Regions from separate parts of the Homo sapiens genome. Here region 1 is linked to region 2. Evidence: chromatin loops called from intact Hi-C (ENCODE). Cell type or tissue: K562. All regions are shown on one strand.

Region 1 (5,000 bases), 1.5 Mb before region 2:
GTGGAAGCCTTTGTCCTTTCTTTCCTCCTCTTCAACTTGGGTCTCTGCAGCCCACTCCCCAGCTTCCCGCCCCTGGAAGGTGACACCATGTTTAGAGGGTGCCTTACCAAAGTGACCACTTGGGGTCACTGTGACTTCGCCCAAAGGAGGCTGAGCACTGTCTGGCCCGGGACCCCAGGCCCTGTGCCTGGTCCTTTCCTCCTCAGAAGAGCTGCAGGGCGTTGAAGGTCTGGTGCTGGGTTTGGTGTTTGTGCACTGGCCCATCAGGGAGTGCAGACATAGCGAGGTGGACATTGAGTGCCGTGGTCAGTGCTGACTTGCCAGCTGGACTCCCTCTGGAGTCTCAGATTTCTTCCCCTGCAGACAAGCACGTGGCCTGCCAGTGTACCCTGAGGAGCCGACCTTCTCACCACTAGATCCCCATTTGGGCCAGAAACCTTGAAGGCGGCAACTCCCAAAGCATGATCAGGACGTACTTGCAGGCATCAGCCTAGCGTGTGTGAGTGTGTGTACGTGTGAGGGTATGTGAAAGTGTAGTGTGTACGTATGAGGGCATGAGCATGTGTGGTGTGTATGACTATGAGTGTGTGCATGTGTGTATGAGTATGTGTGTATGTGCATGTGAGTGTGCATATGTGCTTAAGTGTAAGTGCAAGAGTCTGTAGGTGTGTTTGTGTGTACATGTGTGCATGTGGTGAGTGTGAGTGCATCATGTGTGGCTGGCTGTAAGTCTCTGTTTTCTTGCAGTCCTATGTTGTATCACATCTGTAGAAACTGTAAAGCTTCTGGATTTCCTAGGCCCTGTTGGCAATTTTTCAGCTTGTCAACTGGAGATAGAGATAGTCCTGGTGCAGGGAGAGGCAGCAGGTTAGCAAATGCCACCATGAGGCCTAAGGCAGGTGCCCTGTGGAGTGGGTAAGGGGTGCGATGAACGGGCCCTGGGTGGTTGTGAGAGCACGGTGCTCCTGTGACCGTATGGGCCTGGCTCCTTTTGCCTTGTTTCCTGGTCATGAGAATCCTTACGGATCCTAAGCTTCTGTTCATGAGGGAAGACCAGGTGAGAGAGAGTGGATGGCTTAGGGCAAGCCCCCTCCCCTCCTGCTAAAACACAACCACATGCCTTTTTGATGAAAGATTAGAGCAGTCACCTTGGACACAAAGGCCAGAGTAGTGTTTATAATTTGCGTTAGTCCCAGTCAGGGAAGTTGATTTTTTTCGCTAAATTGCAATCAGCAACTAAAAATCTTCTCCCTCCCTTCTCTCTCTCTTTCCCTCCCTCCTTCCACTTGGAGTTTTCTAAATGATTTGTTGTTTTTTTTTTTTGTTGCTGCCCAGAAAGCAGAATGGTATTGTACCCTGTTACATGGTGCCAGGTTCTAATCTGGCTGGTAAGATGTGTAACACTCAAGGACCCCTTTGGGACTATAGGTATGGTGCACAGGCCAAACAGACATCATACAGGCTAAGTGACTGAGACTAAAACAGACTTATTAAGGACACAGAAGCCACTAGAGCAGAGAGAAAAAGTCATTGCAGACATTGAGTCTGTTGTTCAGAAACAAATTCATATCCCAGAAGGAATTCTCTGGACATTGCCTACAGAGAATAATGGGGGGGGAGTGTTTGAATTTTGGGCACCAGCCTGGACTCTGTGTGGCAGAGGGCAACATTTGTAAAGAGGGAGGTCAAGAGGGGGTACTTGCTGCCAGCCAGCTCTGGGAATGTCTCAGAGACCAGGAGAGTCAGGAAGGGCCTGGATTCCACAACAAAGAGGAAAATGGTGGCCTCAGAGACAACGGCTTCTGCAGGGAATGGCAAATACAGGTGCCATAGAGCTTTAAGTGTTGAGTCAACAGTGAGAGTAAAGGGGGCCTGACCTTGTGCCCAGCAAAGGCCAGGCTGCCACGGCTTCAGGTCTGAGCTTTGTGAGGATTAATACCAATAAAAAATTGAATGGGTATTGAGTGCTTACTGTGTGCCAGGCTCCATCCTAAGTTCTTGAATAGGGATATATGTATGATTTCATTTAATTCTCGCTACAACCCAATGAGGTAGATAGGATGTCTTTTAGATGAGAGAACTAAAGTGCAGGAAATTTAAGAAATTTGCTCAAGGATGCACTTTTCATGAAGCTGGTCTCCCCCCTGAGTGGGGTACTTCCACAGCTGTGCTCTAAGTGAGTGCTTCTCACTCATAGATTTCCTTGAAGCAGGGGTCCTAAAATGCAGGCTCTGGGTTGGTAGTTCTCGGGGGAAGAGGCCTCCAACATCTCTGGGCGTAATGCCCAGGCTGCTGGTGGCTGCACCACGCTGTGAGAGGCAAGGTTCTAAACCACTAGGCCACATGGACTAAAGGAGGACATCCTAAACCATCCAGTAGCTCACAGACCTCCTCATCTCTTTCGTCTTCACCACTGTCATCCACTTACTGAGTAGTTTGTTGTCAGAAGCACTACCTTAAACTCGTTAAATGTATTGCCTCATGAATGCCTCATGATGGCACTGTGGGGTCAGTGGTATCAGTCCCCTTTAACAGATGAAGAAACAGAGGTTTAGAAAGATTCAATCAACTGTCCCAAATCACACAGCAAGTGGCAAGCCTGGGTACAGAGTTGAAAGTCTAGGCTCTTAGCATGTTGCATGGAGCAGAGCATTCAGATCAAACTGTGTCTGAACACAGGCATTGGAGGCTGAAAAACTTAACTTTTTACGCTCCAAGTTGGAGAGTGAGTGAGAAAGCACAATGTTTTAGAGCCAGAGTCAAACTTCTCCCTTTTGTCCCTTTCTCTTTTTCATGGCTCTCCCTTCTCTTCCCCCAGATGCCTCAGCAAGAGAACCAACAATCCTTGCAACTAGCATCTCAGCGAGTACAAATACACTTGATTTCCTTATGTGCCAATAATCCCTTCTTAAATTATGTTAAGCTATTTGCCTCATAAATCTCCTCAGCAGTGAACTCCCTGAGATAATTATGTGTAATATATAAATGTAATATTATATATATATATATATATACACATATATTTGAAATGTTTTAAATCTGACTGTAACAAAAAATCAACCTATTTAAGCCCCCTACTCAATAATAATTTTCCCATCGCTTCTAGGTCTGTGGCATTTAAATTTGGACTGTCCCTTACATTTTACTTCTTTAGCAGAAGCAGCTGTGGAAGGGGAATCTTCTGACTGGGACTCGAAAGGACTGGCTTTGAATCACAGCTGTGCCCCTTGCTAGCCTTGTGAACTTGGGCAGGTTTTCAAACTCCACAAGCCTCAGTTTCCTCATCTGTAAAATGGGAATGCTAACCATACCCACCTCATGAGGTGGTTGTGAAGATTAAAGAAGCTATAACTGTATGAGAGTTCCTGGAATAAGAGAGATGATCAGTGAGTGTCGGATCTTCTTTTTTCCCGGTAGAGGGAAATAATAACTAGGACGTGGGGTTTTCTATCTCTCTCATGATGTCATGGCGCATCCTCCATCTGAACAGTTAGCCATCGATTTTATATAACTGCTAATTACCAAATTAGCCTGCGGCTCTAGGCAGGGATGGGCTGCGCTTAGAATCAGTTCCCTCCTGTATCATTTCAGGGTTTTTTTTTTTTTTTTTTTGGATTTAGCTTAATTTTTGTGACTGTTTCTAGCTCTCTGCGAGGCCCTATGCCAGCTGGTCTATCCTTTCTCTGCTTAATTCACCCCCGTTAATCTGCTTGGTCAGCATATCTTCTCATCTCCTTGCTGTGCCTTTAGGAGTGCGTCTGTCTGGAAAAGGCATTTATTATATTTACTTTAACTGGCTGTGTTTGGCAAGGTGGTCTGGGATTTCAACTTGGGAGGAAAACTGCTTTGATTATACTGCCCTTGTTTACCGTATGCACTCTTTGCTGTGTATCCCTTGTCTATCAAGACAGCAAATACTTTTGCAGGAATCCAAGACACAAATTAAACAAAATCTCTGTCTGTGAGCACATTGGCAGCTCCTGGTCCATGACTGTTCTGCACAGCATCTCCTTTATCTGAAAACCACACCCCCATTTCCAGTCTTCTACTCTTTGGTGAGTTTGGGAAGGGAGGTTTTCTTGGATGGGTGAGCCAGAGGCCCCAGGAGTGGTGTTGCCTGGGTCTCACATTCCCAGGGGACAGGGAACACTTCCCAGCCAGGTATCATGGTGACCGAGGACACTGCCTTAGTCCATGCCATCATCATCTCCCTTTGACTCCAGCAGCAGCCTCCTAACCAGTCTTCCTGCCTCTGACCTTGCCCTTCTCTGTACAATCCAGTCATTACATCACCTTATTTAAAATCTTTCAATGACTCTCTGTTGCCCTCAAGAATAAACCTAAACTTTTCATCGGGTGCATAAGGCATGACTCGGCTCTCATTTTATCAGTGAATTCTTGCAATCCATGCCCAAGTCATAGTGAACTTCTGCAGCTTCATTCATTCATTCATTCATTCATTCATTCAGGAAATGGTGAACCCTGAGATTCAATGATGAGCAAAACCAAATATGGTGCAATGTTCACAGAGATTTAGGTGTAGGGTGGAGACTGACAGTCAAATAGTCATGCCACACATGTAAAATGATAACCTGAGGAGTGCTAAGAAGTGAATGGAAACTGGCAAGATGAAGCTGCCGGACAGAATGAATGGAACTCTCTCAGGAACAATATCAAATTTGACCACTAAAGCTCCCTAAAGTGGGGAGTAACCTGGGAGTGGAAAGGGAAGCCTGCATTGGCTAGATGAAGAGGTTCCCATCAGGCAGAGGGAACAGCATTTGCCAGTCCTATATAGCAGGAGGGAAAACGTATTTGAGAAATGGAAAGAAGCAGACTTGTGGGCCTGGAGCCCAGAAAACATCAGGGAACATGGGTGGGAGGTGAGCCTGGAGAGGGCAGGGGAAACCAGGCAGGGCCTGGTGTCCACACTAAGGGTCTGGGCTTATCCTAAGAGCAGTGGGAATTCCCTGGAATATCTGCACAGTGCAATGGCATAA
Region 2 (5,000 bases):
TCCTATTGTTCCAAGAGCACTGAGGAGTTGGAGTCAGAGTGCTAGTCTGTAGCTAGTCTCGGCTTCCCATATAGTAGTCTCATTACCTTGAATTAAGTCACCCCACATCTCTTGCCCTTCCCTGTAAAGAGAAAATGCTAATGCTACCATTCATCTTTCCTACTTTACAGGGAAAGTGACAGTAACAGTAAGAGCAGTATTTTTAGATATGAGTGGTAATATTAGAACTGATAGAATAGTAGTTATAGATGCTTGGCAATATATAAGAACTTTATACTCATTATTTAAATCACACAAACACCCTCTGGGGTAGTTTCTGTTGTCCTCCCTAGTTTATATATGAGGAAAGTGAAGCAAGGAACAATTACCTTGCCTAAGGCTACATGGTGACATGATGTGTGAGTGGGAAAACTGCGTGTTAATTTCCAGTTTGTGATATTGGCACATAATTCTACAGTTCCTCTGGGACCAAGTGAGGAAAGTGAAAGCTCGTTTAAAAGTGTGAAGCTATCACAGAAATGAGCTATTTCTACTTCCCTTTCATTCCCCTAGGTCATTCCATTTGCTGCTGACTGTGACCTGGATGAGTGCACCTGCCGGGACCCCAAGGCAGAAGAAAATCAGTAACTGTGGGAACAAGCCCCTCCCTCCACTGCCTCAGAGGCAGTAAGAAAGAGAGGCCGACCCAGGAGGAAACAAAGGGTGAATGAAGAAGAACAATCATGAAATGGAAGAAGGAGGAAGAGCATGAAGGATCTTATAAGAAATGCAAGAGGATATTGATAGGTGTGAACTAGTTCATCAAGTAGCCCAAGTAGGAGAGAATCATAGGCAAAAGTTTCTTTAAAGTGGCAGTTGATTAACATGGAAGGGGAAATATGATAGATATATAAGGACCCTCCTCCCTCACTTATATTCTATTAAATCCTATCCTCAACTCTTGCCCTGCTCTCCGCTCCACCCCCTGCCAACTACTCAGTCCCACCCAACTTGTAAACCAATACCAAAATACTAGAGGAGAAGTTGGCAGGGATACTGTTAATACCCATTTTGAATGGATTGCCATCTTTCAGAGCTTGTCTGCTCTCAACTGGCTCTTTTTCTTTTTGTGTAGTTTCCCTTAAATAATGAAGTTAGTTATTAATTCTTTATAAGTATTTAAACATAATTATATAAATATATTATATATATTATATTTTTTGCTGTTTACTAAGCTAAAAATTATTCATTGTTCCACACATGCTGCTGTGAAGTTCACATTCAAGATGAATGTTGAGACTTTGAGGACAGAAAGGCAACTTATTTTCCCATCTTTCTATGGATGCGGATTGGCAGGTTGAATGGGAAGTACAGAAGGAGAGAGAGTAATTAGATGGAATTCTGGATGCTAGCATGTAAAGCTAATCATCTTTTTTTTTATGACCTGGGAGCTGGGCCCATTTTATGACCAAGGAGATGGGGAGTTGGAATGGTGGTACTAAGAGGCATAGGAAGTTGAGTGTGAATACCATTGGTGATGGGTCCAGGAGAACTAGACTATGGTTCTTGAATATCTGTCCACAAAGAATATACTAACTTTTGTCAACTTCTCAGAACTCCCAACTGGAGTCGGTGAGACCTAGGATTTTCTGCACTTCCACACATGCCTGTTCCAAGTGTGGCTGTCAGCCAGTCAACAAGTTTGTACTATGGCCCATTCTCTGATCACCAGGATTACAGGAACTCACACACTCCTCATACTTGGCCTGTAGTCCTACTTCTTGTTAGAAGTCTCCAAGTCTGGCCAGTCACATGACCAAGTGTTGATTTTTCTGGAGGAAAAATTTTATGGAAATGATATAGGGGAAAGGTGGGAGGAGATGAAAGAACAGGCAAGAGCTGTCAGGGTTAAATCCAGGCCCGGGCATGAGAATGGAAGTGATCAGGGAGACTCGGTCCTTGTTCCAAGTCTCCAAAGAAGACCAAAGTGGGTCCCTTGAGCAATGAAGAATCTGAGATAAATTCTCTTCAAGTATCATGTACAAAATCTGTGAGCCAGAGATTTTGACTTGAGCAAGCCATGGAAATGCATGGAGCAAGGGTGACACTCTGTGGGGAGACAGAAGAATTTCAACTATTTAATGTCCATTTTGTTGTTTTTACCCTTTCTTATCCAATAGATGGAATGCACATGAAATGACCATATTAAGCCTCTCTCTATTTACATCCCAGGCTCACTGGGATGTGATCTACTGCAGTTACATTTTCTTGTAACGGTTTCTGGATTAGACCCTAGGGAAAGTGAGTAAGGAGCCAGTTTCTGTTTAACATTCTAGTTTTACTCATTTTAGGAAGGCTGTGAGTGAGGCTTGTCTCCTTTAAAGTTTCTTCTCCAATGGAAACCAAGAACAGACAAAATTTAGAGCTCAGCTGTGGTCTCTTCTCATCTTCTGCTCTTTTGCTTTGACCACAGTTTTTCTACTCTTCCCATCAACACTAGAGCAATGGCTGTGCAAATAGGAATAGGAAATACTACCACAATGATAGAAATATTATCCACACTATCACGTAGGGAAGAACAATATCCTGAAAGAGAATAAAACACGAATAAGGTGATGTACCCACATTAATCTGTGGGTTTGTGGAATGAGGGTTGCAAAGTTATTGGGAAAAGGAAAGAGCAGAGTTCACCCATTCAAAAAAAACCTTTTGTCTACTAATCTCTAGTGTAAAGAAAATGTAGTTCAGATACCATTCATTGTCTTGGGTCATGCTTAGTGCCCCCAAGAAGACAAACATATTTATTCTTGGGATTCTGATAGGCTTCAATATGCAAAGGACAATGGAAAAGTTTAGACACTCTATTTTCAAAATTTTATAAACTTGTTTTATTGGGGAAAATGTCCAAATTGCTAGACACATTCTAAGTTCTGCCTTGGAGAATCCTACTTTGTCTGAGATTGAGGCAGAGGAATTGTTATCCTGGGCATTACTCAGCTCAGGAACATGGAGCCTGTGGTTCATGCCAGTGTGTGTCTTCATGCAGTCTCTCCACAAGAGCAACAGTAAGAACATTTCTGTTTTAAATTTCATTTTAAAATATTTTATTATCTGCAATTCACCACTGCTCTGGGAAAGCAAAAGGAAAGTTCCTGTTGTGTGTGAAGAGCCTCTTAGGCTATAAGGCTTCCCAGCCATAGTCAGCTATAGCTATTCAGAGACAGCAGGTTCTTCCAGTCTTTGTTCCTGGGACCTGATGTTTTGAGCAACTCAGGTCACTGATAAAGTGGAAGGACTAAGACACTGTGGTCACAGATCCCAGCAACATCAACTCACACTCAATCCATGTGGTGGTCCACATTCTGCTACTCTTATCCACCCATGTGGTCATTGAGAGCCTTTCTCAGAGACTCTTCTGTGTGTTTGATTGTGCCCAGGTGGCCCAGGGCTAGCTGGCTCTAACAACTAGCATGACAGCCTCCAATCAGAAAGGCAGGTAAGGGGACAGGGTGAGGAGAATGGGCAGATACTGACAGAAATTAAAGTAAAGGGATTGTGAAAGTAAAGAGCTCTTCCTGATTCTCATCTTCTCTTTTTTCTATTACAAGGCATTGAACTTGGCACTTCCTGTATTCTTTGTGATCACTATTGAGTGCATTAGTTAACACCCAAGGGGATGGCTTGATTGGGAATGTAGTGAAAGGAGCTGATCTACTGTATTGTAATGTAAAACAGCTACAGCCAGTTATTTTGTAAGATTATAAGTTGTTCATTAAAAAATCAGCACACAAAATATGAAGTGTCTTTGGTGTTTGACTCTTTGTTTAAATCATTTCATCACTTTCTAATCACTTTCCATTGTCTTGTGCCAGGTCCAGGCAACAGTCATTATTTATTTGATTGATTGGTCATTTCTTTTAGCCACTTAAAAACCATTTGTTAAGTAAATAGGATGTGTAAGGAAGATGAATATGAAAGTTCATAAGAAGACATGGCATATATGAAAGTAGAATGTGAGGTAGGAATGTCAAATATCTCATGAGTTTTTAAATAAAGTGTAAGAATTACTTACAGTTCAGAGGAAGTAGGGTTTATTCCTGGATGCCAAAGGTAGGCAGCATTTGGAAAATGGTTGGGAAGGATGCATATGATCTGACAGGCAGAAATGGGGGTTGGGAGAGGAGAGTCCAGGCAAGGTAAACAACATAGTTGAAGCTGTGGAAGTAGGAATGGGATAGGCTGTGCATTATGGAACATCAGTGAGGCATCCAGCTTAGCTGGAAGATAGAACTAAGCTAGCATGTACCATACATTTGGTAAATACAGAATCTTACTTAATTCTTACAACAGATCTGCAAATAGCATATTCTCACTTCACAAATAAGAACGCTAAGCCACAGTCTGGTAAAGAAAGTTCTTCAAGGTCATATGAAGGGAGTTAACCTGGTTCTGTGGGACACCAAGATGTTAGAAGGAAAAGAAAAATGGTGATTAATAGGATGGAGAGAGGTGAAAAGAAATGTCAAGGGATGATGCCTCTGCATTAAATACACAATCTGAAAGCTTATCAGCCCTAACAGAAGAGGGAAGCTGGCAGGAGCAGGCTTTTAAAGAAAGAGTATTCATTTGCTCTTTCAATAAACTTGGGTTGAGGGCCAGATAGGAAATGCCATCTAAAGCAGTGTTCAGAACCCTAGAGGAGGCTTCTGCAGTTGGGGCCGGTTTGCAGAGTTTTCTGGCCACACCAGTCACCACCTGGCTACTGGAAGGGCTGGGCAGATATCTCAGCACACCTATGAGCCATTTGGAAAGAACTGTGGAATGGACAGTTGGAAATGTGAGCTTGGACTTGGGAGACAGGTTTGTGGTTAGAAATAAACATTTGAGAGAGAAAAAAAGCATTTTCTTTATGGTTTACAAAGTGCTTTCATATGATTTATGGCTACCCACAGGTTAGGCAGAGCAAGGACAGTTTTGTTTTGTTTCTTTTCATTTTACAGATGAAGAAACTGAGTGTCTGT

What was found. Hi-C counts contacts between places; a loop is a spot of excess contacts. Peaks named below come from ENCODE experiments on the same cell type or tissue, not always from the same donor. Only the 100,000 strongest peaks of a DNase experiment are listed, where the experiment ranks them.
Region 1: it touches region 2 in a loop (5-fold over the local background); 7 of 110 quality-filtered maps call a loop at or near these places.

What each region holds. Positions count from the first base shown.
Region 1 is chr1:175,373,867-175,378,866 of GRCh38, forward strand. All of the region lies in intron 9 of TNR (tenascin R), which reads right to left. Among named protein-coding and RNA genes, the nearest start is that of KIAA0040, 180 kb to the left of the region's middle. RefSeq lists an enhancer at 40-189. In K562, CTCF peaks have their summits at 125 (motif pointing right) and 2,498; DNase peaks (open chromatin) are centred at 145 and 2,495; H3K27me3 peaks cover 473 bases.
Region 2 is chr1:176,841,828-176,846,827 of GRCh38, forward strand. It overlaps PAPPA2 (pappalysin 2), which reads left to right. Exons shown (of 23, transcript NM_020318.3): 23 at 553-3,774. The coding sequence ends at 627. Among named protein-coding and RNA genes, the nearest start is that of MIR488, 190 kb to the right of the region's middle. In K562, a CTCF peak has its summit at 2,081; a DNase peak (open chromatin) is centred at 2,104.